2 separate regions of the Mus musculus genome follow, and region 1 is linked to region 2. The links are chromatin loops, found by intact Hi-C in ENCODE. Cell type or tissue: gastrocnemius. All regions are shown on one strand. Links, peaks and the distances in the headings refer to the core of each region. The heading gives the core; the rest is flanking DNA.

Evidence for each region. Peaks named below come from ENCODE experiments on the same cell type or tissue, not always from the same donor. Only the 100,000 strongest peaks of a DNase experiment are listed, where the experiment ranks them.
Region 1: a loop joins it to region 2, with 2.0 times the contacts of the local background. A loop is called at or near these places in 11 of 42 quality-filtered maps.

The regions. Positions count from the first base shown.
Region 1 is chr12:24,949,039-24,957,038 of GRCm38, reverse strand. Mboat2 (membrane bound O-acyltransferase domain containing 2) reads right to left here. Exons shown (of 13, transcript NM_026037.3): 9 at 5,550-5,653; 10 at 2,789-2,853; 11 at 1,630-1,762. Among named protein-coding and RNA genes, the nearest start is that of Kidins220, 22 kb to the left of the region's middle. In gastrocnemius, for the core only: CTCF peaks have their summits at 4,632 (motif pointing right) and 6,169 (motif pointing right); DNase peaks (open chromatin) are centred at 4,648 and 6,189.
Region 2 is chr12:24,820,514-24,835,874 of GRCm38, reverse strand. Mboat2 (membrane bound O-acyltransferase domain containing 2) reads right to left here and starts at 4,276. Exons shown (of 13, transcript NM_026037.3): 1 at 4,101-4,276. The coding sequence starts at 4,175. It overlaps 2900060N12Rik (RIKEN cDNA 2900060N12 gene), which reads left to right and starts at 4,558. Exons shown (of 3, transcript NR_166876.1): 1 at 4,558-5,055. In gastrocnemius, for the core only: a CTCF peak has its summit at 4,493; DNase peaks (open chromatin) are centred at 4,487 and 4,924; H3K4me3 peaks cover 2,096 bases; H3K27ac peaks cover 1,448 bases.

The sequences.
Region 1 (8,000 bases), core at 1-8,000, 120 kb before region 2:
GTCTGCCTGCTTGTTTGTTTGTTGCAGAGTTGGAGACTTGTGCATTTTAGGCAAGTGTACTCAGCTATGTCCCCAGCTTTTTACAAGACAGTTCAAAACAGCCAAATGTTGCAGTTTTAAAATGCACACTCTTACTCAAATGAGATTTTCCATTTCTACCATATATTTCATTTTCCTTTCTTCTTTTATGTCTGGTGTGCCCCAATATTTCCACAGGTGAAGCACTGCTTTGGTTACAAAGATACCATGTGGGTTCCTCCGAACTATGGTAGTGAATGGTTACGATTCTCAGAGGCTAGAACCAAATCTTGGCACCTAGGACCTCTTGCCTAGCTTTCTCTAATCCACTCTATATAATATCAACAAGCCATTTCTTCCAGCATAGCTGGCCACTATTCCACCATGTTTAGAAGCTCTAGCTAGCTGGGGATGTAGCTCAGTGCTAGAGTGTTTACCTCGCATTGCACAGCCTTCGGCACTCTGAGAAAATAGAAGCCCTACCTCCCCTGACTCCCTGATGCAACGGAGAGAACAGGACCAGGCTTTAGGGCTGATGCCCAGGCTCCTGTCATTTCCTGCCGCCTTTCTTCCTATCCAGAACTATCTGCTATTCACATAGGAACTCACTGCTTTAATTCCATCTCCCTGGCATTTCCCAAATACACTATGGCTTTGAACCTTTCTAATGTCATGCCCATGCCTAGGATATAATCTTGTCCCCATTACACTCCAGTTGGTATTGAAATACCTTCTACCTTTCAAAGCATACAGACAAAACCTGCCCTAATGAGCTCATCTCTAACCAACCCAACCAAGAGAACTTCCATCTTTAAACTCTGCTATATAACTCTACCTAGTGGGTAGCCCAGGGGTCTATGCTCAGTGATGTACATGCAGGCGCACATACAGAACACACATATCCATGCTTATGCCCCTGGGCAGACTATCAACCACCAGGAGGCACAGTCCTGTATTACTTTTCTTGCTATTTCCCTCATATACTCCCACAGTCCATCAGAGTGAGTATCCGCTGGTTTGTTAAATGAAGCTATTTTATCCAGGTGGTACTCTAGTAAGCGTGTAAAAACACGTTTGGACACATCACTTCCCTCCAGTGGACTTCCAGACACACCGACTCATCCCCCTCTTTTCTTCCATATTATGAAGCGATCGATGTTAACTGTTTCCTCAAACTGTTCCAGGTTCCCACCAGCAAACACTCCTCAGAACAGTACTGCACCCACAGTCCACAGTGTCTCCCACTGGGAACAGCCCAGCCCTCTCTCTAGGAGTGGTCATACTCTACTCTGAACTGAGAGAGGCCTCCAGAGTTACATCACAAATGAAAAAGAAACAAGTGGTTTAGAAGAGACCTACCCATGCTAATCATCATTGCTATCTCTCGTTCAGAAAATGCTGTAAAGACACATAACTTGTTTTAAGCACTTCCTGCCAGGCAGACGCATGGCTTCTCCTGGTATACAGTTAGCATGGAGGCTGGCATTGGGGGTGTATACTCATTTCCAGAGAACAGTCATACATCTGACTTCTACTAGGCAGGTGCTGCTGCTCACAGCCCAAGAAACAGAGTCACTCACTGAATTATAAAACAAAAACGTTGATACTTACAGCCCGAGCTGCTAACGTCATTAGCACTCCCGTTAGGAATGTCAGATAGTATCCTGGGTAGACCCCATGCCAAATGGCAGAGAGAAAGAATGTCTGGATTGTCGGACTGAAGGTTGCTCGTTCATAGCACACCCTAGAAACCATAGATAACAGGAGAGCCAAGAGAAGTGAGCGGATCTAAGTTCACAAAACCCACAGGATCCTCTCTGGGCTGACAGGGCATATGAAAACAAACGGCCTTTCTCCTGGGCACTAGCTCAGTCATGACGTGTCAGACTTGCAAGTGTAAGCTTGGCTCCTATCTTTTTACTGGTATATGTAATTACTAAAATGATCACTTCCAGTTTGGGGGAATCTATAAACCTAGTCTGCTTTTCCTAACACGGGAGATAGGATTTGATAGGACAGAACCACTGGGAAGGCTGGCTGGGAGACAACAGATAACAAGACCCGCTGTGTGTCTCAGGGTGAATCCGACTGCACGGTGCTCATGGGACCCGTGTTTTCTCAGGCTGGGCCGCCCGTCCTGTGCACCACCCCACCCCACTCACCCACCTCACACATCCTGAGACACGTCTGGCTTCAGTTCTCTATGCCCTGGCTCCAGGGACGCTATAAGATTTCTGTTGCTGTTTTTCAGATTACTTTATTTTTCGCATACGGTTAGAAAGGGACACCTGACCCTCTGGAACAAGGGCCGGAGCTACGGAGCAGTGTGAGCCCTCCTGAGGATGCTGAGGGTTGAACTCAGGTCCTCAGCACAAGCAGCAAGCGCTCTTAACTGCAGGACCATCTGTGCAGCCTCACAGTATGATCTTAAGGAGAGCCCTGACTAGGGAGTAAGACTGAGTCTTTTGATCCTACATGTGTGTGTCCCCAGCCCAACATATAAAAAGAGCTGCAGAGGACACTGGCTAGGCCCAGACATCAGCAGAGCCCAAGCCAAGCTGAGGTGACTGGCATAGGGATGCTTGTGTCTTAATTCCAAGAAATTCTGACTTGATGAACAGTGCCTTGCTTTGGTGGATGCTAATGGCGGATCCTAAGACCACATGTCATTCAACACACTAACAATTAATGAAGGATGTTAAGTTGGCAAGCTTAGGCTCAAGTCCTTAAGGCCAAAGCATGCCTAAGGGTGACTCTCGAAGGTGCATACCTTTTGAGCCAAAGAGCTGTCTGGATATTCCAGTTATCAAGAAACATCTTAAAACTTGTTGACATCTGAAAGACAAAGAGACCATTTTCTTTGGCAAACAAAATAATGAAGCTTTAAGTCTACATAGTAATGCTTTAATAAGCTAAGAAATTAAATTTTAAAGTCATTTGGTAATAATGGCATAGCATTGGTTCCTTACTGAACACTGTTCTTCTTCTTCTTTTTTTTTAAAGATTTATTTATTTATTATATGTAAGTACACTGTAGCTGTCTTCAGACACTCCAGAAGAGGGCATCAGGTTTCGTTACAGATGGTTGTGAGCCACCATGTGGTTGCTGGGACTTGAACTGAGGACCTTCAGAAGAGCAATCAGCGCTCTTAACCACTGAACCATCTCACCAGCCCAAACACTGTTCTTCTAATACAGTAACAGCATCCACGAAAGTTTATATATCTCCAGCAACATTGGAAGGCAGCAGAGTACTGCCGTGACACCCCAGGTCAACACAGACCTATGTCTCCAGCTCCCTTCTAGCGATTTAGACTCCACAGTCTATTTATTACACCGAGACTTTGATGTTCTTGTCTTGGTTTCCTTCCTACCCATCAACTTATCAAAACCCTACTCTATGATGGGCATGCTGCCCACCGTCCCCACTGGTAGCATCTAGATGATAACATACATGGTTCTCAGCTGTGACTAGGCCCCCAATCTACCTGATGCTAACTGTGCCTATTTTGAAAACAGTTATTTCAATGCTACAATGAGGGGAGGTACATCACAAAGAATTAACCAGCAGCATTTAAAATACGTCACAGGTCTCGAAAAACAAACAAACAAACGAACAAAAAATACTTCACAGCTCTCCAAAGTCCCTCAGAGTAGGTGATCTGGCCTCCAAGTACAGACACAGCCTGTCCACCCTCCTCAAGACAGAACTCACCATACACTACATCCTTGTCACCAGACCTCATGCCTCACATCACATCTGCTCCGTCCGCCTCGGGAGTGCCATTATGCAGTCCTGCAGGCCTACTGTGGCCTCCTCTCCTCTACCTTGTCTCTCTCTTCTACATGTACAGGAGCTGCAGAGAGTGAGTCTCTCCAACTTTAAACTCCTTCTCGTCAGTATTTTAGTCTTTATTGTGTGTGTGTGTGTGTGTGTGTGTGTGTGTGTGTGTGTGTGTGTGTGCATGCATGCATGTGCCAACAGAGGACTCAGGAGAGTTTCAGATCCCCTAAAGTTACAGGTGGTTTTGAGCTGCCTGACATAGGTGCTGGGAACTGAACTCAGGACTTCTATAAGAACAGTGACTTTTAAACAAAAGTCTCCTCAGGCCCCCCTCTACCTACAGCCTGTACAGCTACAGGCCCTCGGGTCTGGGTTGGCTACCTTTTCTGTTCCCCCTCCCTGCAGAACTGCTGATGAAACCATACTCAACTGGAGTGCTCCTGGCCCCAGCTCAAGTGACATCTGGGGCCATTTAGCCGTGCTCACAATGCCTTCCTTAAGAAACCAGTGCTTCTCTGTCCTCGTGCCACCTATCCCCAAGAAGGCAATGCTTCATGTGCCCAGGAGGGTAACACCTGGTTCTCAAGGTATGGGAAAACCATATCCATTTTATGCATAAACATACAAACGTGGCAAACTAAGTCTGTCCATGGAGGCTGGAAAGCTCCAGAGAGTCACCACAGAGTCAAAGGTTGTAAATGCCAATCCGTCATCACCCTACTCCAGCAGCCACCCGCTTCCCCTCTTCCTCCCTGTTTTTACTTATTTTCATTTTATGAGAGTTTTTTGCTGGCCTGTGTCTGAGCACCATGTACATGCAGTGCCTCTAGAAGCCAGAAGAGGGCACCAGATCCCTGGAACTGGAGTTCCAAAGGATGGCTTCTCTAGCCTCACCCCCATCATCTTCGATGCCATCTTATGACCCGCTGGCCCCTTCCCACACCCACAGGATGTTCTTCATCCAGGGCCTACCCGGTCACCTCCTGCTTCTGGTTCCCCTCCCTGTGTGGCTTGTCAGACCGACCACAGACTTAAAGCACCATATGCCTGCACCTTCCAGGTCAGAGCCTACCTTCCAGCACTCTCCAAAGCTCCCTGCGGACCGTAAGTCACCAGCCTCATTCACTGCATTCTCAGGGGTCAGAGTGTCCCACCACCAGGGAACAGGGGCCGAGAGTCGGGGAATGGGTTCATGTCCTCCTCCCTCTCCTTTGACTTTGCTTTCTTTCCAATCCTCCCACGAGCCCTTGAAGCGGCTGCTGTGAGATCCTGTCTAACGTTGAACACTCAGTCTGTTGTTCTCAGCTCCCTGACCGGCCACGATTCCAGCTGAACTTTAATTGGTTGTATAAAATTAAACATCGGTCCACGTGTGTGAGAAATGTCCCCCACAGTCTCACGCACGTGAACATGTGGGTCCCAGCTGACTGGGAGGTGTGGGAGGTGTGCCTTGTTAGAGAAAGTCTGTCAGCACGTGTAGGTTCAATGGTTAAAATTTCTAGTTCTCTCTCTGCTTTGTGTTTGTATGATGTGAGCTCCCTTGGTCCTAGTCATACCGCTAGGTTCATTTCATCCTTACGGACTCTCACCTCCATAAGCGCAAATACACTCTTTATTAAAAGAAAGTTTGCAGCCTACTGTGGTCAACACCTGTTAGCTCCACTCTCGGGGAATCACACCATAACCTATAAAAGCACACGGTGGCACTTATGCTGTCACATGACTAACGTCTTAAACGTTTACTAACCTCTATTTGCTGAATTCTCAAGTTGGAAATTAAGTCCCAGCGAGCCACTCCATTCTTGTCGTATCCTCTGAAACCGAAGCCCGCAGCATTGTTAATGGCGTCAGCTGTGAGGAAGTAAAGCATTAAGAAATGTTATTGCAATGCATACAATATATATACACGTGCATACATATATGGTTTTTTAAAAGATTAATTTTAATTTTATGTGTCTGGGTTGCTTTGCATGCATACATATTATATGTACCATGTACATGTCCGGTGCCCTTGAGGCCGAAGAGGCTATTAGATCCCCTAAAACTGATGTTTGTAAACTACCATGTTGCTGCTGGGAACTGAACCTGGACCTTGTGCAGGAGAAACAAATGCTCTTAGCTGCTGAGCCATCTCTCCAGCCTCAATCTACTCTGCTCTCCCAGGAGGTGTATACCCTGCCTAGCTTTTAAGCAGTGAGAGTGGACTTTTTAGTTATTTAGTTATTTAGCTATTTAGTAGCATTAGAGACTGGACCTTCCAGGTGAGCCCTTTCCTGCTGAGCTAGATCCATTGTCCATGACTTAATTGAATTTTAAAATGAGTATGTGTGTGTACATGTCTGCTAAGCTGTGTGCAGGTGCCCACGGAGGCCACAAGAGGGTGCTAGATCCCTGGAGCTGGGGTTACAGGTGGCTGTAAGCAACCAAACTCGGGTCCTCTGGAAGGAAGAGCAGCAAGCATTCTTAGCCACCCAGTCATCTCTCCAGCCCTGACTTATGTAAGAGAGGTCAGAGACATCATCACACACAGTGAAAACAACAACCCTATTCAAGTCAGTAGGTTAGTTAACAAGACACCAGACATGAGCTTGAGAAGACAGACAGACAGAGAGGGAGAGTTCTGGGTACTGTGCTAGAATACAGTGGAGAGTGCTCACCTGCCTGTAAGAAACTGCTGGGAGCGCTCCCCCTGCAGTCAGCATGCTCATTTTGGTCTTTATTCTAGGTAAGTGGGGCCGAATGCCTAATGGCTGACCAGAACCCACTCTGGACTACAGAGCTTCCTTGTCAACCCTCTCACAGTGGTGGCTGACCGGCAGCTTACAGACCCGGTCAACATCGGATGTCTCTTGCTTCAAGTGGATCCTTTCCAATCAACAGAAAGCGTTTCTAGTTCACACCATTGATGTTATGGCCAAATGAGCTAAGACCCATCAAAATGCAGCCAAACACCTTCACAGACACCGATCCTACCCTTAAATGGTCTGTTCTTTTATTAGTTCTTTGATTAAACAAAAAATTTTACAATCTGGGGGGGAAAGTACGCAAGCAAGATTTACTCTTCTGTCGGGTTTAAGCCGCCTTTACGGTGAGCTGGTCAGTATGGTAATGTGCAGGCTTAATAAGATCAAAGGCAAAATCTGCCAATTATTCTAGAAAACACCCCACTCCCACCACACAAAGTTGCCAACAGCCTCCAATCAAATCCAAATGGGAATAGAACGCCTATGTTCCTGTAGCTGGTGGCTTAACAGAGCCAATGGTTCAAAGTTATGTTATATTATATTACATTATATTTGTGTGTGTGTGTGTGTGTTTGAACACAGGTTGTCAGGCAAGTAACACGTGCTTTTACTCAATGAGCTATGTCACCAATATCAATACCGACTATTTAAAAAAACAAAAACAAAACAAACAAACAAAACAAAAAACCCTAAAAGGACAAAATTGGTTTGTAATCTCGGAGCCTCTGTTTAAAGCCAGCATTTAAATAGGCATACAAGGATCTTAAGAAGTTTCACTTATTGTTAATGTTTAAATTTGACAGAAGGAAAAACAGCATTAAGGCAATCTTAGTTTAAACCCACACAAGGCCAGGCATAATTGTGCATCTCATGGCTAGCATCCCAGAGACCGAGGAAAGGCCTGGAGAGTAAATCAACCCAGGATGCACAGGGAGAACCTGTCTCAAAACAAACAAATTCTTACAAGGTAACACTATCTTTTAATTTCCATTAAATTGCCAGGCTAAAGCCACATTTCACGGCAATAAAATAAAGGCAGTAGTGAAATGCCAAGGACCAACTGCTCGGCCTTTCTGTGATCTGCTCTGTGTGGTGTTCAAATGTGCATTGTGTATCACACAATATTCAGAATAAAGAGACTTATGATGATGTAGTGAATAGGGCAAGAGACAGACCAAAGAGGCTCCACGCCACATCAGCGCACCCTTCACAAGGCGGGCAGGAGCATTACGAGTCCGTTGGACATTCAGGAAGACTCGTGTGGTGATAACATGGGAAAGTACTAGGATCCATGCAGATGAAGCTCACGACAGGCACGGTTACCCTAACCCTAAGCCCATCGGAAGCCTCCCAAGGCTGTGAAGCAGTGCAGGGGAGAGCTTTCCAAAAGCTTGTCTCTCTTTCCCAAGCCCAGCTTTCCTGTCAGTGCCCTACATCAGTCATAGGCCAGGCAC
Region 2 (15,361 bases), core at 1-8,000:
TATACATTCATACACATAATATACATTCATGCACATATAATATACATTCATACACATATAATATACATTCATACACATATGATATACATTCAAACATATATATTATATACATGCATACACATATGATATACATGCATACACATATGATATACATGCATACACACACACACAGAGGTTGGGTTCCCTATCCCAACCCACAATCACCAGCACACCAATATCTGGAACTCTGGACAGTTCTTACTTCTTCTCACTTTCACTGCCAAAAGGTTCGGCTCTAAAACAAAGACATATCCAAAGTATTTCTCCCACACCAAAACTACAAAATAAACTGACAGTCTATGCAAAGACTTAAAAGCATGGCCATGTGCACATATGTATATGAACTAAATAATTCAGGTTCGATATCTGACTTCCAGAGGTGTAAGGATCCTATTGACTGATGTAGAATACATAGAAACACTTCCCAAACTCTCAAGTGTTGGGCATTATAGATACTACTGGAGTCTGCTTGCTTGGTAACATCTAACCTTTCTTCCCACACATCTTTCTCCTTCCTTCAAACCTTTCAAAACACCACAAGTCCCCACTTCTTGTCTTCTCCCTGTCCCAAGAGTTTGGCACATGATCTATAAAACAATGACTCCTATGTCAAGGGGCTGTTTCTGGGCTCATCTCTAACCAGTGTTCTGCTGTTTAATATACTGGCTATTTACCCAGTTTCACAGCAGTAATCATGGGAAGTAAGGAGGGAGAAGCGGAGGGGGCCACAACTAGAAAGCAATCTCATGATAACTCAGAGCAAGGCCAAGCAAATGTAATAGATAATATAAGATGTTGAAAAAAATATATAGGGGGCTGGTGAGATGGCTCAGCGGTTAAGAGCACTGACTGCTCTTCCAAAAGTCTGGAGTTCAAATCCCAGCAACCACATGGTGGCTCACAACCATCCATAACGAAATCTGACACCCTCTTCTGGTGTGTCTGAAGACAACTACAGTATACTTACATATAATAAATAAATAAATCTTTAAAAAAAAAAGAAAAAAAAAGAAAAAAATATATAGGTTGCCGGGCGTGGTGGTGCACGCATTTAATCCCAGCACTTGGGAGGCAGAGGCAGGTGGATTTCTGAGTTCGAGGCTAGCCTGGTCTACAAAGTGAGTTCCAGGACTGCCAGGGCTATACAGAGAAACCCTGTCTCAAAAAAAAAAAGAAAGAAAGAAAGAAAGAAAGAAAGAAAGAAAGAAAGAAAGAAAGAAAGAAAGAAAGAAAGAAAGAAAGAAAGAAAGAAAGAAAGAAAGAAAGAAAGAAAGAAAGAAAGAAAGAAAGAAAGAAAGAAAGAAAGAAAGAAAGAAAGAAAGAAAGAAAGAAAAAGAAACAAGAAAAAAATATATATATAGGTTGATCATCAGTGACATTATTCTTAGTTTCATTTTGGTACTTGCTCTGGAGTCTAAAACCCCACATCAGCAACTTATAAGGAACAGAAGCCCCGTGATATGGAGACACCTGATCTCGCCTGGGACTCACACAATTGCTCCTTTTCTTTGGCACAACTGGTCCTCAAGATGGCTCCTCTCTCAAACCACACCTCCACACATTCCTTTCTACAGACCTTCAGAATTATACTAGGAAGGAAGTCACTTGGAAAACAGGCCCTAAAGAGCAAAACGCCGGGGGGCCAGGTACTTCCTATCTTAAAGATCTCATAATCTCCCAGATACCACTATTTCATGCTTTAATTTCATTTAAAGACTACAGAGCACCACTTCAGCTACTTCAAGGTCACTCTGTAATTCTTAGCAAAGATAAAGATTCTCCAGCCTAAGGCAAGATCTCCAGTTCCTTTGCTTTGCCTGACAGCACACTTCTTCCTCCTGTTACTTCAGCAGCAAGGGCACTAGGTTCTCAGTGTGCCAAGTCAATACAATAGTAAAAAGTTCACATTTTATTACTTCCTAAAACAACTGCTTTTATAATTTCCTAATTTTTCTAAACAGTGTAAATTGGCACACACCAAGTGAACACATAGCAAGTTATAAACTTCCTGGCTTGTCTTTTTTCTTTCCTATAGAATTACATTATTTGACTACAGCCAAGTCTTAGGCTTTCTTTCAACATGGATTCAACTGTTCATGTGTTAGGAAATGTTTCTGATTGGCTTAATTCTAAAATGTCTGTCTAATTTTACAATGTTAACTACTCCAAGAGTATCATCATGAAGATTCTTTGGTATTCACAGAAATAATTATTGCTGTGAAAAGTACAGATTGTATGGATTAACCCAATATTCCTAAGACTTGCTTATCACAGAGCAAACAACTGTCTTACACAAATGGCCATATAAACTCGGGCTCTACAGACTTCAAGCGTATACCAGAAGATGCAGATTATCTAAGACACAAGAGACAAGACCTCTAGCTGATAAAGTCAGTCTTAACTCAGGTCACCTTCCCTGGATTGCTTGCTCACTTCAGTTCCACAAAGAACTTTCTCTGGACTGCTGAGATGTTTAAAGGAGCTTATTGATATTAGATTACTTTTAAAAGTTATGATCCTTTATAGAAGTTTAAAAGAATTAGCTTAATAGGGCTATGGCAGAGAGAATACACAATCATTTGCCTCACCAAAAGAATAAAAAGGTAAAGGACACACACACACACACACACACACACACACACACACACACACACGTTTCTCATTAGCAAGAAGATCCTGCCCTACCTGCACTGGTAGGCTGGGAACAACCTATTGAAGTCAGAAGTGTAACACACACCTAGAGGTCAGGTGCCATGATTCCACTTAGGAAATAGTGAGACTCCTCCACAGAACTGAGAGTATCCAAAGCCTTTGATTATTATCAACTTAATAAACAAAGACTAATTCTGTGAATTAAAGGAATCATTCCACTTGGGGCACTCTTATAATCTATTAGCATGACACACACCACAACCGCTGTGTAAGCTGTGTGGAGAACAGGTATTTCACTATTAATCGAAAAGTTATGAGAGGAATAAAGGAAAGAAGTCAGATCAGAACACTGAGCAGGACGGTTTAACCCTCCTTTGAGGTAACTCAGTATATTTTATTTTAAACAGTGAAGCACAAAGCCTGGAGCACACAGTGTTCAGCTCAGGTGTCACCTCCAGCTCAAGTCCAGAGAGGAATCTTGTGTTTTACATGCAAACCTTAAGATACCACTAGCAGCTACTCAAGCTGAGCCCATAGCCCTTGGAAGTGCAAACACCTCCAGATCAGAAATAATGTTAGGCTGAATTTCCAAAGTCAATTTCCTTCAGTACTGGAGCTAGACCAGCTATCTAACCATACCCCACCAACAACTTTCCCAGACCTTTCTCAGGACATACTTCCAAAGTTCCTTTGCTCAATAAAAATGGCGCTGCTTTCTCCATCCCAATGCTGTTTATTTCAGTAATCCTGAGGCCCTTTAAACAATCAAATTCGACTGGCCTCATTTAAATGCCAGCCTTCCCTAGTGTCAAAAGCTTCTCTGGGGGTAGGGTGAGGGGGTAGGATGGCTGCTCCTATCCACAGCTGCAACTTTTTCACCAGAAACCCTAGCATCGTGAAGTCACGTTGACTTCTCTTCATAACCTGTCTTCCCCCAAACTGTTGCCTCTCCGTCTATTGAGCCACACTTCAATGCAAACTGTCCCCAAGTGCAGAAGAGCTTAAGCCTCGTCCATCCACGCCGTGTCCTGGGCACTCGGCACCCAAACCATTCTTAGTCTCCCGATAACCCGCAGCAGTGCCAGGTCCACCGGTCCCGGGACTCCCGGGTCCGACGCCCGGTGGCCCGGCAGCGACAGCATGCACGCGCGCACGTCTGTCTAGCCCTCCCCGGCGGGCTGTCGCCGAGCCTCCGCCCGCGCCCACCCCCGCCCGGGCGGCGATGGGAGGCTGGGTGGGCACAGAGGCACCAGCCGGAGCGACAGCCGAGGGGACAAGGCCAGCCGCGCGCCCCCGCCCCGCCGGGCGCCGGGCACGGCGGTCCCGGCCCCAGCCCCCACCCTGCTCCCGCCCGGGTGGCACCGCGGCCGGCAGAGGCGGCCAGGGCACGACGCCCCGGACGCCGGTACCTGATCGATGGGCAGTTGCACGGCGTTGCTGAGGGGCTGCAGCAGGGTGGAGCCCGTGGTGCTGGTGGTGGCCATGGCCGGGCCTCGGCGCTGCGTCCGCTCGCTCCGGCCAGGCGCCGCTTGCTTGCTTGCTCGCTCTGTGCCGAGCTACGCCGAGGATGGGGATGCAGCGGCGCGCCCGCCCCTCGGCCGCCCGCGGTCGGAGCAGCCGCGCGGGGAGGGGCAGTGGGCGGAGTTAGTGGCCCCGCCCACTGCTGGGCGCCCCGCCCACCCAGCCGCGCGGCCCCCTCACGCCGCCGGGCGGCCCGATTTCCAGCAGCTTCCAGAGCCCCCTCCCCACCTCGCGCACTCGTGCGCCAGACAGCTCCGCGGTCCAATGGCGTCGCGGCGCCCCGACTCCCACAGCCAATCAGAGGACGCTGGCCTCGCCGCGCCCCTCCTCCGTGCTGAGGACCCCAGCGAGGGGCTGAGGCTCGACCATGGCTGTCGCCCGAGGGCGACCGAGAGTCAGGCTAGCTGGTGGGGGCGTGTGAGGGCGGCTTTGCCTCCGCCTCTGCTCACTTCCTTTCTCAGGAATGGTGGGCGCCGTCCCCACCCCTCACTGGCAGTGACGGTGGACAACAAAGGGGCTCGGGGTGGCGGCCAGACAAAGAGTTGCAGCGCCGGGGGAAGTTGGGAACAAAGGTAGGGGGCTGGGAGCTTCAGGGAGACGCGCTACAAGAACCCCAAAGCAGAAAGTGCCTTTGTCTCCTGGGCTGCCCAAACTTGCGGAAAGCCGGGTGGTCCTACCTCACCCGCCGCCCACCTGGGCCTGATCGGCCGCGCTGGGACGATGCCCTCACCGCGCATCCAGCTGAGAGGGAAACAGGTCGGACCTGGGCAGCGCCCGAGGGAAAGCCTGGGTAGCCAGCGGCCGGCATGTAAAGGCCCCGCCTCCTCAAAGGAAAGGCTGCTGGTAAGCATCCCTTCGTGCCTGCGAGCCTCTCTGCCAGATGTGAATTCTGCTGTGTCCACACCTCCATTCCAGGAGGGCAGTTAGTGTGTCAGCCCTACAAATGTGATCTCTTACCCTTTAAACTAGCCATGGGAACACCTGGAAAATGCCAGCATCGTCCTCTCAAAATCCAAGGATTTGGAAACTAATATTTAAAGGGGGGCGGGGGTTTAAATGTGCTGCTAACACTGCTTTTAAAGGTAGACTTATGTGAGTCCCCACAACAACCATGTGAGGCAGGTATTGTAACCACCCTCAATCTAGCAAGGAAATTGAATTCCAGAAAAATTACATAACTTAACCAAGAGCTAAATAACAGTGTGTGGGGGGGGGGGGGGCCTGAGATCCAACTAATTTAGCCCCAGTTTTGACCTCTTAAAGACAAGGCCCTCTTCATTCTCAGGTTTAACACCCACTCCAGAATAGCCATCAACTACTAGGTACAGCACTTCCTCAAGGACCACTCTAGAGGCTTCAGTAGTAAGAGCGGGCAAGTAGTGCTTCAGGAAACCTGGCTGTGGACTCAGCTCTCTCTGAAAAGGGGGTTATTGAATTTAGTTGGGATAGTCTCTTGCTGCTAATATTCTCTGGGTGAACAGCTGAGTCCTAGTAAGGTAGTCTTTTAGAGGATGGGGAGAAAATAATTGAGATCTTTCACTCTTAATATTGTGTTCCAACTAGCTGGGACCAATTAGAAATCAAACCTGTCCAATAATCTACTTCCTAAAATAGTCCCAAGTCTGGACCTCTCTATTAATATAACCTTGGATCGAGGACCTCTTTGTCTCTGTCTCCTCCCCCCCCCCCCTTTAGGGACGTGTTGAGAAAGTGTACAGGTGGCTGAACATATAAACTGAAGGGAAAAATTAAAATACCATTTTAAAACCTTAAAAAGTGGGTGTTAGAAACATATTGCAACCTAAAGTAGGCAGCATAAGATACAATCCTAGAACAAATACTGTCTACCAAAGGAATTCTGTGAGGCCAGATTATTCTTTTAGAAAAAGACAGAACATAGTTTTTATTGAGGGTGACTCCTTTAATAGAGACCTGACTCTGGTGTTAACCTGTCATCCCCTGGCCTTATTGCTTGGTGGGACAATCAGGTCACTTTAGGGTGATGTCATGGGATGAACTGTCTGCTAGGCTCTGTGTTCCTGGAGTCAGTAATGCCTATGGAGGATTAGGACTAGGACTGGAGACAGTCGGACACTTTTTAGGAGGTCTGGAACGAGACGTTGTAAAAGTTGACAGTTTATTGTGCCTTCAGCCTTGAGTGGAGATGAAGTAATTGTTGCCCGTTTTTAGATATTCTCTGAATGATTAGCATCCTTTCCTGTAGCGTTAAGTAGGTTTCTGACCCCAAGTAAAGGAGCCAGATTTTAAAAATGAAGGCAGAGGTGCCAGGCTTTCCTCCTGCTTTTGGTTTCCTTGTGTCAGCCCAAGTGAGAGATAAGTACTTTTTAGCAGAAACTGTCTTTTAGGTGCCTGTTATAACTTTATGAAATTATTTATTTTAACATCTAGAATGGGAAAGATTTGAGCCATCTGAGAAATTTTATGTCAGAGTATAGGTCAAGTATCTTGGCCTATAATAATAGCTTAGATTTTAGAGTCAGGAGATCTTGGTTTTGGTTGGGGTTTTTTTGTTTGTTTGGTTGGTTGGTTGGTTGGTTTTTGTTTTGTTTTGTTTTCTGTCTTCACTACTTACTAGCCAATTTTGGAGCCTTTTTAACCTCACTTTCCTTATATAAGAAAAGAAGTAATAATATTGTGTACAAAAAGCTTACAACTGTGTTACATTGTAACATTTAGAAACAACCACATTAGTCAGAATTCTCCAGAAAAATAGACCAATCAGGATCTACAAAAAGATATAGAAGAAAGTATGTTATAAGGAACTGGCTTGAGATGATAAAGACATAGAAGCCTTATGCAAAGCAGTCAGGAGCGCACGTGGTATATAGGTCCAGTCCAAATCTAAAGGCCTAATGACCAGAAGAGCTGTTACTCCCTCAGAATCTGAACGACAGCTGCACCAGTGTTGACACAATTGTTGATATGGATGTCCCAGCTTAAACAGATTTTTCTTCCTCTACCTTTGAGGGTTTGTTTTGTTTTGTTTTGTTTTGTTTTCAGTTCAATCATGATACCACCCACACTGAAGAAAGCAATTTTCCTTACACAGTCTACCAATTCAAAAAATAATCTTTTCTATAAACATCCTTATAGACACATTCAGAAATACTATTTTACTATCTGTCCAGTCCTTCATCAACCCAGTGAAGTTGATGTATTAAATTAACCATTCAAGAAATTTAATGTAATTCTAAAAATGAAAAATGTTTCTCTCCTATGAAACTATTGCATCTGGATTTAACTGAGTTTCACTATATACATGTATTAAGACATCATGTGATATACTATAAATACAGATATTTTGTCAACTACACCTTAAATTTTAAAATACTCCATCTTTATGTCTTTAATAAGGAAGTAGATTGTTGAGTTAACATTTTGAGTTAAGAACCAGTGATGAGAATATAAAGTGGATAGAGGCCTCCCCACTAGTATCTGCTAATTTGACTAGGAGCCTTTAAATGAGAGAGAACTGAATGAATTATATGTAATTCTTCATTGTCCTGCCTCAGCTAGCCAACCTATGACAGCAATCCCCATGTCCCTAACTCTTAAAATCATTTATTGAGTGCTGTCTTACTGTGTTCAGGGAACTGTGTGGATGTTGTAAAATAAATAAATAAATGGTACTTATAATCAAAAGGCAAAATCATCATGTATATGAGACAGTAGAGTAATACAAAGTACCAGGTTAGGTCAGTTTTTAATGTTAAAACACACACACACACACACACACACACACACACACACACACACACACAATGTTCCTTCTAGAAGACACAGAAGCTTAGTTGGCAGACAAAGGACCTAAAATTTATTCCTAAATATTACAGCAAATAGCTGTGAATTTTAGAAGTTCACTTAAGTTCTTTTTCTGCCCTAAGCTTCCCATTGTTAAGGGTAAATAATGCTAACTGTCCTACTTTACAATAGTAAAGAGTGATTGTGAGCTTGGAATTAATAATAGACTGGATTTTTAAAGATATTACTATTATTTTAACTCTAAAAATAACTTCAAGTGGTAAAGAGGACTTAAAATAGAAATCACATCTTTAACTAGGGTTACTAACTTCAGCCAAAGCCGAAGTACCAAGCAGCGTTTTTTGGGTGACAAGTGACAGGGTAGCAGTGTTCCCTTGCCCTTGCCTCTGAAAATGGAAATGGCTATGATAATTAAAGATTGCTACAATAAAATGTTCCCTTCTCAACTTATTTTTAACTTTGAATAAACCATTCAGAAGAAATGAATAATCTGCCAAGCTGCTTTTGTTGTATAAAAATGGTATGTGTCATGAAAGTGGAGCTCTTGGGCAATTATTTTGCGTATTTTATACTCTATATATCCTGGAATCACTTCAAGATGAATGCCGTTAAACTACGTACATAATAAGGTTGGCTAACTGGATGGCACCCTTTAGCACTCACAGTAAGCTTAACCTGGGAACGTTAACCTCTAAGACCTAATATCCTGCAATTATGAAATAACAAAGGAAGACTGAACAAGAGATGTCCCATGCAGCAAAGGTCCTGGCTCTCCAGACTCTGCCGCTTTAGAGGCCGCCAACAGTCTCATTGCTTCCATATTGAACAAACTAGATGATTTCAGTGCTCCCTCCTCCTCTGTAACGGAATGAGTCCCAAGAATTTTGAGGGCTCTCTCTCTCTCTCTCTCTCTCTCTCTCCATCTCTATCTCTCCCTCCATCCCTCTGAATCTAATATTTAACCTAGGTTTATTTGGCTGAAAGATGCAACAAAACCATTTTTCTCAAGGGAATGGCAGAGCTTTTCAGGTGCTCCATGGGTTTCAGAGCTACTTGTAATTTTCTGTTCCCTAGTCAATCTTCTCTGAAATGTGTATTCTCCAGTGACCTATACAAATACCTATTTGAGATCTGTGTGTCTTAGGGAAAACATCTGTTTTCCTTTTATTTGTTTCTTGTTTTCTTTTTATTTTATGTGTATGGGGGGCTTGTCTGTTCATCAGTTGTGTGCCTGATGAGGCCAGAAGAGAACATTGAATCCCTCTGAACTGAAATTACAGTTGTAAGCCACCATGTGAGCGCTAGGAGTTGAACCCAGATCCTGGAAGAGTTGCTAGTGTTCTTAACCACTGAATCATCTCTCCTGCTCCTGGGCTGTTTCATTTTTATATGAATGAGTTAAATCTCCTTTAAGATAATGCCTCGGTCTGGACATAGTGACTGTAACCCCAGCGCTTGGGAGGCTGCTGCAGAATTGTTACCAGTTAGCAGCCACCCTGAGCTACAAAGTGAGTTCCAGGCCAACTTGGGGTATGGTGTGAGACCTGTCTCAAAAATCAATCAATCAGTCAAATAATGCATTTATTGGTGTAAAGATGCAGATTCTAAGCCCTGACCTGTAGGTATTGAACAATTCTCTTCTGTGTCCACAAGTTTATATAATGATATTTACATTTAAATTACAAAACATCGTAACTTCAAAGCTTTAGAGTCACCTCAGGTTATCACCATCCATTACACCTGAAGCATTAATTGCATTAGTAAGAATGCCATACTTTTCTTAGTTCTGCCTGATGTTTCTGTTTATTTCTGCTTATTTGGATTTTAAGATATTCCCTTCCTGAAATGTATTGACATATCACTGCTGTGCTACACAGTCTGGACTGTCCACTAAGAGAGGGCTCCACTAATGCCCTCTCGTTGTTGCCAGATCTCTCATGTCTGTAATAACTAACCCTAAAAGCCTGCAGCTCTGAGCAGGTCTGACCTTCTGTAGGGGAACCTGTTGAATAGCACATCTTCCTATAGGTCCCTCCAACCCTTCTGTTGCTCACATTGGATTTGGGACTTGCAACACCAACACCAGTGAAGACACAGGAGCCATCTCTGCTGTGTAATCATAACGTCTGTGGTTACACACCTAACCCAGTTCCCTTGCCAAGGACCTGCTCTCCAGGATAGGTGGCTCTCCAGTACATGAGGCACCCGCTAAGGAATGAATGCCTTACAATCAGATAAGGCAGGGTTTCAGTTTCATCAAATTATCTTTTAATTTATTTTCCATCTGAAAGCATATATTTCTTCCTGTTTGGGTTTTTGTGTGTGAATTCTAATCTAGACCTAAAACACTATATATATATATATATATATATATATATCACAAGGCAGTGTTTAAAAAAAACACAAATACCACCCTTAAGAAACAAAAGAAGCACTGTGTTCCTGAGGACACTTAATCCCATGTTACTAATAAATAGGTAAGACGGTGCCACTTCCAAAGTAAACATAGGTCAGGTAAGAAATTAGAAATGTCAAGGGAGAAACTTTCACTCCAGTTTTCATTTGAAATACTGTCCTAATTTGTGGAGCTACTGGAGATAGGCTTATAGAGAGGCCCCACCAGGTGAAGGAGGTGAGAACTAGAACCAGATTGCCCTGAGTTTGAAATCTACTTATTTGATTTTGTGTAAACTGATTCTTTGGCTCTTAATGATTTCATTTCTAAAATGGGAACCCAATTTTTTATATACTTCAGATTAAGAGTTGCCAAATTTTCAACTCTGGGCAAATATTTCCATCACTAATGGTCATTGCTATAAAAGATGTGGTGGATCTTGCAGTCTCTGTCATGTTTATGGTGGTGCCATATGCCAGGAAAAGATATAAGCCAACAACACTTCAGTTACCCCACTTAAAATGGCAGGACGGAGGGGGGTCAGGGAGAAGGGTGTGACATCGATGACTTCAATTACCAAGAAGTTATTAAAAGACAATAAAGTCCTGGTCTACCTCACCTGAAAACACTAGCAAAATTTTACATTAAAGAAATAAATAGGATGACAGCTAGGTTTTATTTTTTCCTCTTATATGCTAAACATGCAGCAGTGTGTTTGATTATTTTTGGCTATCAGTATCTATTCTGAGTTTGTATAACCTACACAATAGGAAAAGGATTTTTAAAAAGGCAAGCAAAGAGTAATGGCTCAGGCCTGTAGTCCCAGCTCTGGGGAGGTAAAGGCAGGAGGACTACTGTAAGTTTGAAGACAGTGTGGTCTACACAGGTACAAGCCAGATTGAGCTACATAGTAAGACTCTGTCTCTAAAGTATAGGTAAATCAGCTGGGCATGGTGGCGCATGCCTTTAATCCCAGCACTCAGGAGGCAGAGACAGGTGGATCTCTGTGAGTTCAAGGACACCCAGGGTTACACAGTGAGACCTTGTCTCAGAGAAAAAAAATAAAAAAAGTAAATAGACAGTAAATTACATAAGAATCTCATAGGTAAGACCTAAGAAAATAAATATAATTTGGACTATCATTTTAAGACATAAATTACTATTTTGAAGATTTTGGAAATCTCAGGTACATTAGACACTGTCCTTTAATACAGTGTTTCTGTAAATACTGTCTCTAAATCTACAAAAAAAAATTTTAAGTTAGCATCCAGCCAGTAAACTAATGAAATGATCCTGTTATTCTAGGACAGGAGCCAGGAACTTGGTCTTATTGCATAAAGTGACTCATTCCTCATGTAAAATGTATTCAGCTACTGGTCCCTAGATAGTCCTCTGAGAGAGCACTTAAAATTGTTCCCTCTGGAGTTACTTAAGTGTCATCAAAAGATAAATTAGCAGACAAATAAAATAGACTCAAGTATGTCTGATAGAACCCAAGAAGGCAGTAATACATTAGGATTATCTCTTTCAGAGCGAGGCAGATTTCTGGAGAGAAATCAAAGCAGGACTAGAATGTCTAGGCTGTGGCTTTCCCATTTTTCATGGGTCATTCCCAAGCACTCACAGATACTTGGGGAGTTTGCTGGATGGACCTCGGTACCTGCAGAACACCTACTGCCCAGAAGCTTGTAAGTGGGTCCTTCCTGTGTCAGCAGCATACGACTGTTCAGAGGGGAGGGGTCATGGGGACATACCCTTTCATAGCATTTGCCAGAGCTAGAGCTAGAATTCTAAATTGAAACCAGTGTTCACTGAAAGTTTTGAAAGCATTTTCCTATAAATTCCAGTGCTGCCATTGATGCTTAGCTGGGCCCTGTAGCCTGTTTGGGAGGCCAAGGCAGGAAAAGCTTGAGTTCTAGGCTATCTTGGGCTATACAGTAAGACACAAGCCTCCCAAGGCAAAGGACTACTAAGCTATCATACCCCCACTGAGTGTACCTGCCTGCTGCCTCCAGTGTAGCAGCTGTAATGATGACCTCTGGCATCAAGTCTTTAAAGGGGACGTGTCAGTGGTTAACGCCACTACCTGCTCTTCCAGAGAACCAAGATTTGATCCTCAGCACCCACATGGTGCCTCACAAAACTCAGATGCCCATTTCTAGCCCCTTCAGGCACCACATGTACTTGGTGCATAAACGGGTGTGCAGGCAAAACACCCAAAACACAGAAATAAAAATAAAGCAATTAGCTGCTGTGTATACCAGTGGAGGTTCTTTCAATTCAATGCTGAGGAAACCAAGCTGATAACTGAAAACATCCGTTACTGCATGACGTCAGCTGCTGAGCTTAAGTAGCCAGAGAAGATGTGGTCAGCCTGCCAACCATCAGCTTGGTGATGTGGGACCCAGTGGTGGTTCTGGAGATCCTCTGTAGCTCCTCCCCCAGAGCCACACCCTGCTAAATCACACAGCCATGATAAGGATCTCTCTTTAGACTTTCAGGTTTTCCCAGTTTGGGTGATGGCCCCTCCACCCCTAGGCCTGCTCCACCAGTAGCTGCTAGGGTAGCTGCCATCCTCCTCCAGTTCCACCAGAAAGCAGCTTGCATAGTTCTTAGTTGTACCATGTTGGAACTCCTGACTTGTTATTTATTTCCTGTCTCCATTTCCCAGATCTTCTCAATAACATTCTCAATATCTTACAGCCTTCTCTTAATTTATAATTTTTCTTCAAAATTTCTCATCAAATGTTTTTAGATTTTATGTATATATATATATGTATATATATATACACACATATACATACATATATACATATATATACATGTGTGTATATATATATACATACATGTATATATCTATCATTGAAGATTTAATAGTATAAGTAAAATTTCGCACACTGGAGTTTATGAGAAATTATTTAATGAAACAAGCAAGTGATACAGATACTTAGAGCTACCTTAATGTATGTGGGGGAGCTACGCCCATCACCTAGCCCATTGCTTGCCACGCTCACATATTACCCAGATAAAACAATTACGAAATATAAGCATTAAGAATTATGAGGTCCACCTAAAGCTCCTGGCATTCACAGAATCGATGCCAATCTCATGGCAGCAACATTATTGCCACCAAATATTAAATATTCCCAAAGGCAGGAGTAATTGTTATAGCCTGCTAAGCAGGTTTTTCTGAAATAGTGGATTCCACTATAATTATAAGGACACTCTGTCATAACTGATGTTAAAATGCACATGGAACAAAGAATTCCAGATAAACATCACCCTGAGTCACATCTGTATATGTTAAAGACTCTCTTTGAACTGCACTTTAATAAAATTCAGTGCCTACTAAACAACTTTGTACACCATAAGTCATAATGCTACTTAATAGAATGTGAATTCATTTGTCAGAATTTTCTAAATATGCACATGGTAAACTTATAGGTTTTGGTTTTTTTGGTTTTGTTGTTGTTGTTGTTGTTTTGTTTTGTTGTTGTTGTTGGGTTTTTTTTGGTTTTTTCGGGGGGGTTGGGTTTTTTTTGTTTGTTTTGTTTTGATTTGGTTTTGGTTTTTTGAAACAGGGTTTCTCTGTATAGCCCTGGCTGTCCTGGAACTCACTTTGTAGACCAGGCTGGCCTCGAACTCAGAAATCCACCTGCCTCTGCCTCCCCAGTGTTGGGATTAAAGGCGTGCGCCACCACGTCCGGCTAAATTTATAGTTTTATATTTGTTGAGAATTTCAGATTACGCTATGATGGTGCCACCTGTAGTCTCAGGACTGAGACTGGAAGGTCATGAGCTACAGAGCAAGGCTGTAGTCAGTTTGTGTGTGGAGTGGGGGTTCCAGACACCATGTGTGTACATACGAAAGCCAGAAGGGGATGTTGGGTGTCTTCTATGGCTTTCTGCTTTTTTCCTTTAAAGCAGGGTCTCTTGCTGAACTGAAGCTTGCTGTCTGACTGGGCTGACTGACCAAGGAGCTCCTGGGATCTACTTGTCTCCATCCCCCATCCCCCATCTCCCCAGGGCTGGGGTAAAAGGCACCAAGTCTGGCTTTTATATGGGGGCTGGGGATTCAAACTCAAGTCCTAATGCTTATAGCACAAGCATTCTTATACATCCATATAGTTTAAAAGAAAAACAGAAACAAATACACATGTAGCACTGTAATTTAAAATATTTCACGTTACACATGAGCAACATTGAGATTTAAGTCTAAAACACGTTTACTATTTCCAAAGTTGTATCAAGATTTCTTTACAAAGATATAGCTTACTTAATGTCTGAGACAATTTATGTGAGTATTTCAAAGCCTACCCCTTTCAGATAGGATGTGAACATACAAGCATATTTCAAATAAAGGTACTTGTCAAATCGAGAATGTGAACATTTTTTCAGGCAAACAATTTAGTGAAGAAAAAAAGATCTTCACTTAAAATATACACAATATAAATCCTCCACATTTTCAAATTGAAATAAGTTCTAGTTTCTAAAGATGAAATGTGCTTTATTTAGAGTTGTTTACAAATTGACATATTGCAAATGTGCTAGAAACGTTAATACTATCTCTGAAAACTTGGGCAGTGGGTCATAATGTGGACCTGAGCTTGGCAAAGTGATTATTTCTTCAATTTAATGCTGTTTCTGTAGAATGTGAAATATTCAATCCCAGGGCCCCAAGCAGTGGAGACAAAGAACCGTTTGTCCTTTGACCTCTACACTTGTGCCATAGCACACACATGCTCACAAACAGATACACACACACAAATAAATATAATAAAAATTTTAGGAGAAGGGAAAATCTATTTTGTACCCTGGGCAGAGGTCTCATCTGATGAGCAAAGGGTATAATTGACTGCTTAGATATGAACCAGACATTCTCCCCTATTGGGAAAACCAAACATCAGAGATCTATTGAAGGAGTCTGGAGAGGTGAGTCAGCTATTGAGAGCACGGGCAGCTCTCCCAGAG